Regions from separate parts of the Homo sapiens genome. Here region 2 is linked to region 1. A link is an interaction called in ENCODE POLR2A ChIA-PET data of the cell type or tissue named here. Cell type or tissue: PC-9. All regions are shown on one strand. Each heading gives the region's core, and the rest is flanking DNA. Links, peaks and the distances in the headings are about the cores only.

Evidence for each region. ChIA-PET counts read pairs that join two places held together with the same protein. Peaks named below come from ENCODE experiments on the same cell type or tissue, not always from the same donor. Only the 100,000 strongest peaks of a DNase experiment are listed, where the experiment ranks them.
Region 2: POLR2A ChIA-PET joins it to region 1 with 7 read pairs; 3 of 35 experiments call an interaction of 5 or more read pairs at or near these places.

What each region holds. Positions count from the first base shown.
Region 1 is chr11:67,310,645-67,316,014 of GRCh38, forward strand. SSH3 (slingshot protein phosphatase 3) reads left to right here. Exons shown (of 14, transcript NM_017857.4): 14 at 947-1,948. The coding sequence ends at 1,243. Among named protein-coding and RNA genes, the nearest start is that of SSH3, 9.8 kb to the left of the region's middle. In PC-9, for the core only: CTCF peaks have their summits at 1,145 and 1,346; a DNase peak (open chromatin) is centred at 2,227; H3K4me3 peaks cover 867 bases; H3K27ac peaks cover 3,204 bases.
Region 2 is chr11:66,940,103-66,945,472 of GRCh38, forward strand. The region is part of intron 3 of PC (pyruvate carboxylase); the gene reads right to left. Among named protein-coding and RNA genes, the nearest start is that of MIR3163, 8.3 kb to the left of the region's middle. In PC-9, for the core only: no CTCF peak of the experiment used is centred there; no DNase peak of the experiment used is centred there.

The DNA.
Region 1 (5,370 bases), core at 152-5,151:
ACTGTAGGCACAGGCTGGAGAGGGGTCACGGGGGCAGGGCAGGAAGCAGTGCCTGTTTCCAAGGCTCCTGGGTGAGCCAGCCCCAGCCTCGATCGCGGGCAGGTTCCAGCCTGACCACAGGACTAGCTGTCTCAGGGGCAGGGCTGCCTCCCCAGGCCATGAGCTCCACAGGCCCCTGCAGGCCCTGGGGGCGATCTCTAACCCCATGGTGGGGAGGCTAAATTAATCTCTGAAGCCCCTCCCTGGTCTGAGGAGCAGCACCTCAAAGGATGGGGTGGGGAGGAGTCTGCGCACTCACGCCGCCCAAGTCCTGCCTAAGTCAGCACCCTTGATGCTCAGTGCTGCGGGCACAAGCCTAAGCCTGGGAGCCAGGCCCTGTCTGGGACTCAAGGCCAAATGGCTGACTTGGAGGAAGGAGCATCCACTGAGGGCAGGAACATTTGGGAGAGGCTTCCTGGAGGAGGTGTGGGTGGGGAAGGATAGGGAGGCGTGGTGGGTTGATGGGCGGGTGTGGGCGTTGCTAAAGGCAAGAGGTCCTCACCCAGCACCGGACGCACGCATCCACCCAGCCCAGCTCAGGGGCTGGTGCCGGCACGGGTTTCACCTGCCGGCTGCCTACGCAAAGGCAGAGAAAGCATAGGAGGGGAGGAGGGCAGGGAGGCCTGGGTCTCCAGGGAGCTGAGGAGGGCTTCTGGGGGCCAGAAGGAAGCTACAAGCAGGTAGGGTTCAAGGAGCGGGGCAGCAGGGCTGGGGTGTTGTCCTCCCTCCCGAGGAAGCGTGGCTGTGGACAGCTTGGCTTTTGGCGTGCGTGCCACAAACATTCCGGCCCTCGCCTCCTCCTGGCTCTGTGCTTGGCACCCCTGCCCCAGATCTTCCCGGCTCTGTGCTTGGGCACCCCTGCCCCAGAAAGGCCTCCCATGGCTTCCGTATCCTCACACCTGTCCAGGTCTTCTCTTCCCACGAGTCTTCACATGAAGAGCCTCTGCAGCCCTTCCCACAGCTTGCAAGGACCAAGGGAGGCCAGCAGGTGGACAGGGGGCCTCAGCCTGCCCTGAAGTCCCGCCAGTCAGTGGTTACCCTCCAGGGCAGTGCCGTGGTGGCCAACCGGACCCAGGCCTTCCAGGAGCAGGAGCAGGGGCAGGGGCAGGGGCAGGGAGAGCCCTGCATTTCCTCTACGCCCAGGTTCCGGAAGGTGGTGAGACAGGCCAGCGTGCATGACAGTGGAGAGGAGGGCGAGGCCTGAGCCCTCACACATGCCCACGCTCCCCTGACACTGAAGAGGATCCACAACTCCTTGGAGAAACACCCTCACGTCTGTTGCCGCACACATTCCTCTCAGCTCCGCCCCATACCCGTCACTACAGCCTCACCTCCCACCCCTGTCACTACGGCCTCACCTCCCACCCCTGTCACTACAGCCTCACCTCCTACAGCCTTAAGTCCCAGGCCCATGTCTGCCTGTCCAAGGGCTCAAGACTTTCTAACTGGGATGTGGTAGAGGGACTGAAGGTACCTTTGGGGGCAACAGCACCCTAGTTTCATTCTCAACTCTAGCCCTGCACACTCACCTGTGGCACGGAATGAAAACAGAGCTTCCCGTGCAAAAAGGGTCACGCCTCCCACCCCCGCCCCCTCCCTGCACCTCCTGTCCTCTCCCAGTTCATTCCTGGAACCAGCCAGGCCAGGCAACCAGTGGCCCCCAAAGGCAGGCAGGATCCTCAGGCCCCAGCCGCGGGAGGCTGGAAGGGCTGGCAGATCGCTTCCCTCATCCACCTCCACCGGTCCAGGTCTTTGCTGCTGTCCCCAGACCTCCTGTGACACCACGCCAGATCACAGGGCACCAGGCCAGAGATAGTCTTCTTTTTGTCCTTTCTGGCCTCTGGCTAGTCAGTTTTTCATAGCCTTACAGTATCTGGCTTTGTACTGAGAAATAAAACACATTTTCATATTTGGTTATTTTCAATGTGACGATGAAGCCATCTGTGTTGCAGTCAGACCCTTCTCTGCTGGCTGGGGAAGGTGGCCGCCCCTTCCTCCCAGCAGTCTCCTCACAATTCCAAGGTGGCTCGTGACAGACCTATTTGGGGGAGTGCCGTGTTTGGGCGTGGCGTGGGAGGAAGATTGGGTAAGAGAAGAGAGGAAGTCAGTGCTATCTCCCCATCTCCTGGGGCAGGGCCTGGTAAATATGACCTGCTCACACCCACCCGCTCAGACAGGTCGGGCAAGGGAAGAAGTCGTCAGCGGGCAGCAGGCATGTGGCTCCACTGTGAGAGCTGGAAGGGGTTACTCATGAGGAAGTGCCTACCTGGACAGGACCAAGCCTGTTCCAAAAGCGAAGCCTCCTTGGGACACTCGGCGCCAGGTTCTCTGGCATGTTTTGGGTCCCAAGAATCACCTTCCTCCTGCTACAAAGCAAAGGGCCTGACTTTCCAAGCCAGGCTATTGCGGCCTGGGAAGAAGGACCCTTGGTGACACTTCCCCTCCTGCCCAGGGGTTCCTTCTGCTCAACTTTAGTGTCCAAGAAGAGTTAGTCATTCCATCTTTTTTTTTCTTTTTTTGAGACAGAGTCTGGTTCTGTTGCCCAGGCTGGAGTGCAGCGGCACGATCATGCCTCAGTGCAGCCTTGAATTCCCAGGCTGAAGAGACCCTCTCACTTCAGCCTCCTGAGTAGCTGGGACCACAGGCACACCTAGCTAAGTGGTTGTATCTTTGTCACTTCCTTTTTTTTTTTGAGACAGGGTCTTGCTCTGTCACCCAGAATAGAGTGCAGTGATATGATCTTGGCTTTCTACAGCCTCAACCTCCCGGGCTCAAGGGATCCTCCTGCCTCAGCCCCTGAGTAGTTGGGACTACCTACATGTGCCATCATGCCTAGCTAATTTTTATCTTTTATTTTTTGTGGAGACGGGGTTTTACCATGTTGCCCAGGCTGGTCTCGAACTCCTGGGCTCAAGCGATCTGCATATCTCGACCTCTCAAAGTGTTGGGATTACAGGCGTGAGCCACTGCGCCTGGCCCATCTTTGTCACTTCTATCCCTCTTCCCAAGATTATGTATGCTCTCTGCTCTATGATACATTACCCTGGTTTGGGGAAGGGGCCGGATTCAACTCCTTCCCTCAAAGCAGTCCTTAGAGATGGGAGCTGGCACCAAGCATTCTCAGTGACTGAGACTTCACGCCCAGTTTTAAGAATGAATCTCTCACCCAGGCCCTGGTGGGACTCCTAGCACTGCTCTAACCCTGAAGTGCGCAGTGGCAGGAGACTTGGATTTAGCCCCAGCTTCACCACTTATGAATTACTTTGCTTTGAGTCTCTGTTTCTTTCTGTAAAATAAAGGGATTAGACCTGGAAATCCCCAAGTACCCCTCTTCACTTTGATGCATTTTATATTATTTATTATTTATTTATTATTGAGTACAGTGGGGTGATCTCAGCTCACTGCAACCTCTGCCTCCCAGGCTCAAGACATCCTGCCTCAGCCTCCTGAGTAGCTGGGACTACAGGGCCACCACGCCTGGCTACACTTTGATACATTTTAACAATACATGCTATCTAGACATTGCTAGATTAGCCTCTACCTCCCTTCCAGAAGAGGAATCCTTGGCACCTATCTGGGTGGTATGCCTAAGGGTCACAAGATGTGGGGTACATGCAAGCTAGTTCTGATTCTTGATCCATCCTGCTGAGCAAACACTGGGGGCTACCCCCCACTCTGTGGCCAACTAGGAGTCCTACCCAGGCTGCCCTTTCAGTATTCCTGGCCTAGGGCTGCAGATGGGTGGGGTGGTGGTGAGAGTGTCGGGGTAAGCCAAGGCCAGGCCCTGCCCCTCCTGCAGCCTGTGCATCTCAGAAGGCAGGTCCAATCAGGAACTCAGAGCTGTGGGGCTCACTAGAATCCACTAGAATCCAGGAGGATTCTAAGAAGTAAGAAGTCAGCAAACAGGGAAATGAAGACTGGAGGGGAAACCGCATCAAAAATACAGACAAGAGGGTGCCGGGTGTGGTGGCTCATGCCTGTAATCCCAGCACTTTGGGAGGCTGAGGCAGGCGGATTGCTTGAGCCCAGGAGTTCGAGACCAGCCTGAGCAACATGGTGAAACCCCATCTCTACAAAACAAAACAAAACTACAAACAATTAGGAACCCTATTGGCTGGGTGCAGTGGCTCACGCCTGTAGTTCCAATACTTTGGGAGGCTAAGGTGGTTGGATCACCTGAGGTCAGGAGTTCGAGACCAGCCTGGCCAATGTGGCAAAACACTGTCTCTACTAAAAATACAAAAATTAGCTGGGTGTGGTGGCGTGCACTTGTAATCCCAGCTATTTGGGAGCCTGAGGCAGGAGAATTGCTCGAACCTGGGAGGCTGAGGTCGCAATGAGCCAAGATTGCGCCATTGCACTCCAGCTTGGGTGACAGAGTGAGACTCCGTCTCCAAAAAAAAATAAAAATAAAAAAAACCCTATGTATACACAAAGCTCACCCAAATTGCTAAAGGGGCAAAAAATAATAAGAAGGATATAAAATGAAAAGTAAATCTCACTCCTACTCTGTCCTCTAGTCCTTCACATCTACTCAGGCAATGACTTGTTACCAGCTGCCTTTGATGCCCTCCAGGTACCCCATGCTTATGTAATCAAATATATTGGTATGTGTATTTTTTAAAAATACAGACAATAGCATGTTAACATACTATTCTACACTTTGAAAATTGGTTCATATCAGAGTTCCACATCGGTACCGTGGTGTTATATATACATTGGTTTTCATCCAGGCTCCTGGCTCATAACCCTCATAGCCCTTGTTCAGTCTTTTGTTCTAATGTTGAGTGTGTCAGGCCTCAGGAGCAGGCCGCAGGAAACAACCTCTTGACATTCTGCCCTCCTCTCCCTTGCCCCAAGGCAGGGCTCTACTGTTCACCCTCACTTTCAGATTGTGGGTTATAAGACCCTCCCCAGAGAGACCCTCCTCCTCACTCTATACCCTGGTGTAAGGAATGCTGATGTCATGAAGCTTCCATTAAAAACCCAAGAGGACTGGCTTCTTGGAGCTCTGGGTAGCTGACCATGTGCAGGTTCCTCCCCGGTGGTGCACCTAGGGAGGGTGTGCACACTCCGCACCCTCCCCCGTGCACATCTTTTCACCTTTATCCTTTGTAGTATCCTTTATAATAAGCCACTAAACGTAAGTGTTTCTTTGAGTTCTGTGAGCTGCTCCAGCAAATTAATCAAACCGAAAGAGGGGATCGTGGGAACCCCAACTTGAAGCTGGTCAGGCAGAAGTTCTGGAGGCCTGGACTTTTGACTGGGATCTGAGGGGAGGGAGATGCAGTCTTGGGGGCTGAGCCTCAACCTGTGCGATCCGACACTATC
Region 2 (5,370 bases), core at 49-5,048, 370 kb before region 1:
GGGGTAAAAAGGCAATCCACAGTATGGAAGAAAATATTTACAAATCATGTATCTGATAAGGGATTAATATCGAGAATACATAGAAAGTTCCCAAAACTTTTTTTTTTTTTTTTTGAGACAGGGTCTCACTCTGTTGTCCAGGCTGGAATGCAGTCGTACAATCTCGACTCACTGCAGCCTCGACTTCTCATGCTCAAGTGATCCTCCCACTTCAGTCTCCCTGGTAGTTGGGACCACACCCGGCCCCTCTGCCCATTTTGAATCAGGTGGTTTTTTGTGTGTGTGTGTTGAATTTTGGGAGTTTGCCAGGTGCAGTGGCTCATGTCTGTAATCCCAGCACTTTGGGAGGCTGAAGCAGGCAGATCACTTGAGCTCAGGAGTTCAAGACCAGCCTGGGCATCATGGTGAAACGCTGTCTCCACAAAAAATACAAAAACTACAGCTACAAAATACAAAATACAAAAAAATACAGCTACAAGGGAGGCTGAGGTGGGAGGATCACTGCAGCCCAGGAGGTCGAGGCTGCAGTGAGCCAAGACTGTGCCACTGTACTCCAGCCTGGGCAACAGAACAAGACCCTGTCTCAAAATAAATAAATAAATAAATAATAAAAATTTAAAAAGGCAAAGGACTTGAACAGACATTTCCCCAAAGAAGATAGAAGATATACAAATGGCCAATAAGCACATCACAAGATGCTCAAGGCCAGGCACAGTGGCTCACGCCTGTAATCCCAGTACTTTGGGAGGCTGAGGCAGGTGGTCACTTGAGGTCAGGAGATCGAGACCAGCCTGGCTAACACGTCTCTACTAAAAATACAAAAATTAGCCAGGCATGGTGGTGCATGTTTACAATCCAAGCTACTTGGGAGGCTGAGGCAAGAGGATAGCTTGAACCCAGGAGGCAGAGGTTGCAGTGAGCTGACATGGTGCCACTGCACTCCAGCCTGGGCAACAGAGCAAGCAAGACTCCATCTAAAAAAAAAAAAAAAAAAAAAAGGTGCTCAACATCACTAATCATTAAGGAAATGCAAATCCAAACTACAATGAGATATCACCTCATACCCATTGGGATGGCTACTATCAAAACAACAAAGTGTTGGTGAGGATGTGGAAAAACTGGAACCCTCATGCACTGTTAATGGAAATGTAAAATGCTGTAGCTGATGTGGAAAATAGCATAGCAGGCTCTTGAGAAATTAAAAATAGAATTGCCATTGACCCAGCAATCAGGTATATATCCAAAAGAACTGAAAGCAAAGTCTCAAAGAGATATTTGTACACCCATATTCATGGAAGCATTATTCATAATAGCTCAAACATGGAACCAAGCCAAGTGTCCACAGATATATGAATGGATAAGTAAAATCCATACAACGGAATATCATTCAGCCTTTTCTTTTTTTTTGAGGCAGAGTCTTGCTCTGTCGCCCAGGCTGGAGTGCAGTGGCGCCATCTCGGCTCACTGCAAGCTCCGCCTCCCGGGTTCACACCATTCTGCTGCCTCAACCTTCCGAGTAGCTGAGACTACAGGTGCCCGCCACCATGCCCAGCTAATTTTTTGTATTTTTTAGTAGAGACGGGGTTTCACCGTGTTAGCCAGGATGGTATCGATCTCCTGACCTCGTGATCTGCCTGCCTCGGCCTCCCAAAGTGCTGGGATTACAGGTGTGAGCCATCATGCCTGGCCCCCATCATTCAGCCTTAAAAAGAAATTCCGGCCAGGCGCAGTGGCTCACGCCTGTAATCACAACACTTTGGGAGGCTGAGGCGGGCAGATCACCTGAACTCAGGAGTTTGAGATCAGCCTGACCAACATGGGGAAACCCCGTCTCTAATAAAAATATAAAATTAGCCGGGTGTGGTGGCACATGCCTGTAATCCCAACTACTCGGGAGGCTGAGGCAGGAGAGTCGCTTGAACTCGGGAGGCAGAGGTTGTAGTGAGCCGAGATCGCACCATTGCACTCCAGCCTGGGCAACAAGAGTGAAACTCCATCTCAAAAAAAAAAAAAATGCTGGGCGCGGTGGCTCATGCCTGTAATCCCAGCACTTTGGGAGGCCGAGGTGGACGGATCACGAAGTCAGGAGATCGAGACCATCCTGGCTAACACGGTGAAACCCCGTCTCTACTAAATATACAAAAAAAATTAGCTGGGCATGGTGGCAGGCGCCTGTAGTCCCAGCTCCTCGGGAGGCTGAGGCAGGAGAATGGTGTGAACCCGGGAGGTGGAGCTTGCAGTGAGCCGAGATCGCACCACTGCACTCCAGCCTGGGCGACAGAGCGAGACTCCATCTCAAAAAAAAAAAAAAAGAAATTCTGACACATGCTACAACATGGATGAACCTTGAGGACATTATGCTATGTGAAATATGCCAGTCACAAAAAGACAAATACCGTATGATTCCATTTATATGAGGTGCCTAGAGCAGTCCAATTCAGAGACAGAAAGTAGAATGGTGGGTGCCAGGGGCTTGGGTGAGTGGAGAATGAGGAGTCAGGATTTAAGGGTTACAGAGCTTCAGTTTTACAAGATGAAAAAAAGTCTGCAGATAGTGGTGATGGTTGCTCAATATAAATATACTTAATACCACTGAACTGTACGCTGGAAAATGGTTAAGAAAGTTTCGGCTGGGTGCGATGGCTCACACCTGTAATCCCAGCACTTTGGGAGGCCGAGGCGGGCGGATCACCTGAAGTCGGGAGTTTGAGATCATCCTGACCAACATGGAGAAAACCCGTCTCTACTAAAAAGAAATACAAAATTAGCTGGGTCTGGTGGCGGGCGTCTGTAGTCCCAGCTACTCGGGAGGCTGAGGCAGGAGAATTGCTTGAACCCGGGAGGCGGAGGTTGCGGTGAGCCAAGATCATGCCATCACACTCCAGCCTGGGCAACGAGAGCGAAACTCCATCTCAAAAAAAAAAAAAGTAAGTTTAATATCAGGTGTACATAATACATGTGTTATATGGACATCCCCTCAAAATTCACATGTTCAACCTAACTCCCAATGCAATCGTATTAAGAGGTGGGGCCTTGAGGAGGTTGTCATGAGGGTCCTGTTCTATGAGTAGGATTAGCATCCTAATAAAAGAGGTCGAGCTGGCCATGGTGGCTGGCGCCTATAATCCCAGCTAGTCAGGAGGCTGAGGTGGGAAGATGTTGAGCCCAGGAGTCGGAGGAAAAAAAAAAAAGGGGTCACGGTCAAAAGGAGCTGCCTTGTCCCTTCCACCCTGTGAGGACGCAGCCTGAAGACAGCATGATTTGTGAGGAACAAGCCCTCACCAGATACCGAATCTGCTGCTGCCTTGATCTTGGACTTCTCAGCTTCCAAAACCGTTAAGAAATAAACTTCTCGGCCGGGTGCGGTGGCTCACGCCTGTAATCCCAACACTTTGGGAGGCCGAGGCCCGGATCATGAGGATCATGAGGTCAGGAGATTGAGACCATCCTGGCTAACACGATGGAACCCTGTCTCTACTAAAAATGCAAAAAAAAAAAATTTGCCGGGCGTGGTGGCAGGCGCCTGTAGTCCCCCAGCTACTTGGGAGGCTGAGGCAGGAGAATGGCATGAACCCGGGAAGCAGCGGAGCTTGTGGTGAGCAGAGATCGCGCCACTGCTCTCCAGCCTGGGCTATAGAGCAAGACTCCGGCTCAAAAAAAAAAAAAAAAAAAAAAAAAAAAAAGAAATTTCTCAACATGGTGAAACCCCGTTTCTACTAAAAAATGCAAAAATTAGCCGGGCGTCGTGGCAGGCGCGTGTATTCCCAGCTAATAGAGAGGCTGAGGCAGAGAATCTCTTGAACCCAGGAGACAGAGGTTGCAGTGAGCCACTGCCCTCCAGCCTGAGTGATAATAGCGAAACTGTCTCAAAAAAAAAAAAAAAAGAAAAGAACAAAAGGCCGGGCACAGTGGCTCACGCCTGTAATCCCAGCACTTTGGGAGCCCGAGGCGGGCGGAACACAAGGTCAGGAGATCGAGACCATCCTGGCTAACACGGTGAAACTCCGTCTCCAATAAAAATACAAAAAATTAGCCGGGTGTGATGGTGGGCGCCTGTAGTCCCAGCTACTTGGGAGGCTGAGGCAAGAGAATGGCATGAACTCAGGAGGAGAAGCTTGCAGTGAGCCGAGATTGCACCACTGCACTCCAGCCTGGGTGACAGAGCAAGACTCCGTCTCAGAAAAAACAACTTCAGGCCGGCCGCAATGGCTCACACCTGTAATCCCAGCACTTTGGGAGGCCAAGGCAGGCGGATCACTTGAGGTCAGGAGTTCGAGACCAGCCTGCCCAACATGGTGAAACCCCATCTCTACTAAGAGTACAAAAATTAGTTGGGCATGGTGGCACACACCTATAATCCCAGCTACTCAGGAGTCTGAGGCAGGAGAATCGCTTGAACCTGGGAGGCAGGGGTTGCAGTGAGCCGAGATTGCACCACTGCATCCATCCTGGGTGACACAGCAAGACTGTCTCAAAAAATAAATAAATAAAAATAATAAATAAATAAATTTCTATTGTTTATAAATTACCTAGAATAAGGTTATTTTGTTATAGCAGCCCAAAGGGATGAAGACAATGTATTTTGCCACAATTTTTTAAAATGGGGGACGAAAAACTCTTGCAGCGCAAAAACCTAAGTCAGCCTCCTGCCAATTTCTCCCCCAAATGTCCTTTTCTTGTCACTCTACAAACCTCTGCTCTTACTCACATTGGGCCACATGTGCATCAGACATCAACGGAGAGGTCAAACTGCATTAATAATTCTCAACCAGGTCCACTCACCACCTACAAGCTTCCTGGGGCCATACCCAGTGACCAGGACAGGAATGCAATTCTGCATCTAGTTATCATCCAAGACGCAGATTTCTAACAAGAATTTGATGGCAATGGGCTCTCCAAAGATTGGTAGCTCTCCACCGGGAGGTTAGGGAGAGGCCAAAATTCTCACCATTTCCAGGGGCGTGAACTGAAGAACATGAAAAAGGTGGCACTGGTTCCAGATGCTATAATTTATTGGTAACCAGGCGTGATCAGAAAGTAAGAACTCTTAAGTACCACCCTCTTTCTCTTTATTTGAAAAGGTTTAAGAGATGGAAGGAAATGCCAGACATGGACTCAGAAGACTGGGACTCAAATTCTAGCCCTGGTGGGTCAGACATGATTTTACTAGTCCTTGGTCAGAGAAAGCCTTGGGAGATACAGAGAATCTAAAGAATCTAAACTGTATCTATTTTGTATTTAGTTCCACCTATTTTTGTGGCCATACTGCATAACAAAAAGGAAGCCTTAAATAGATTAACTGAATTCAAATGGTTTGGGGGGGCGGGTCGGAACTGCAGAGTTACATGAGATGAGAAGAGGAAGACATTA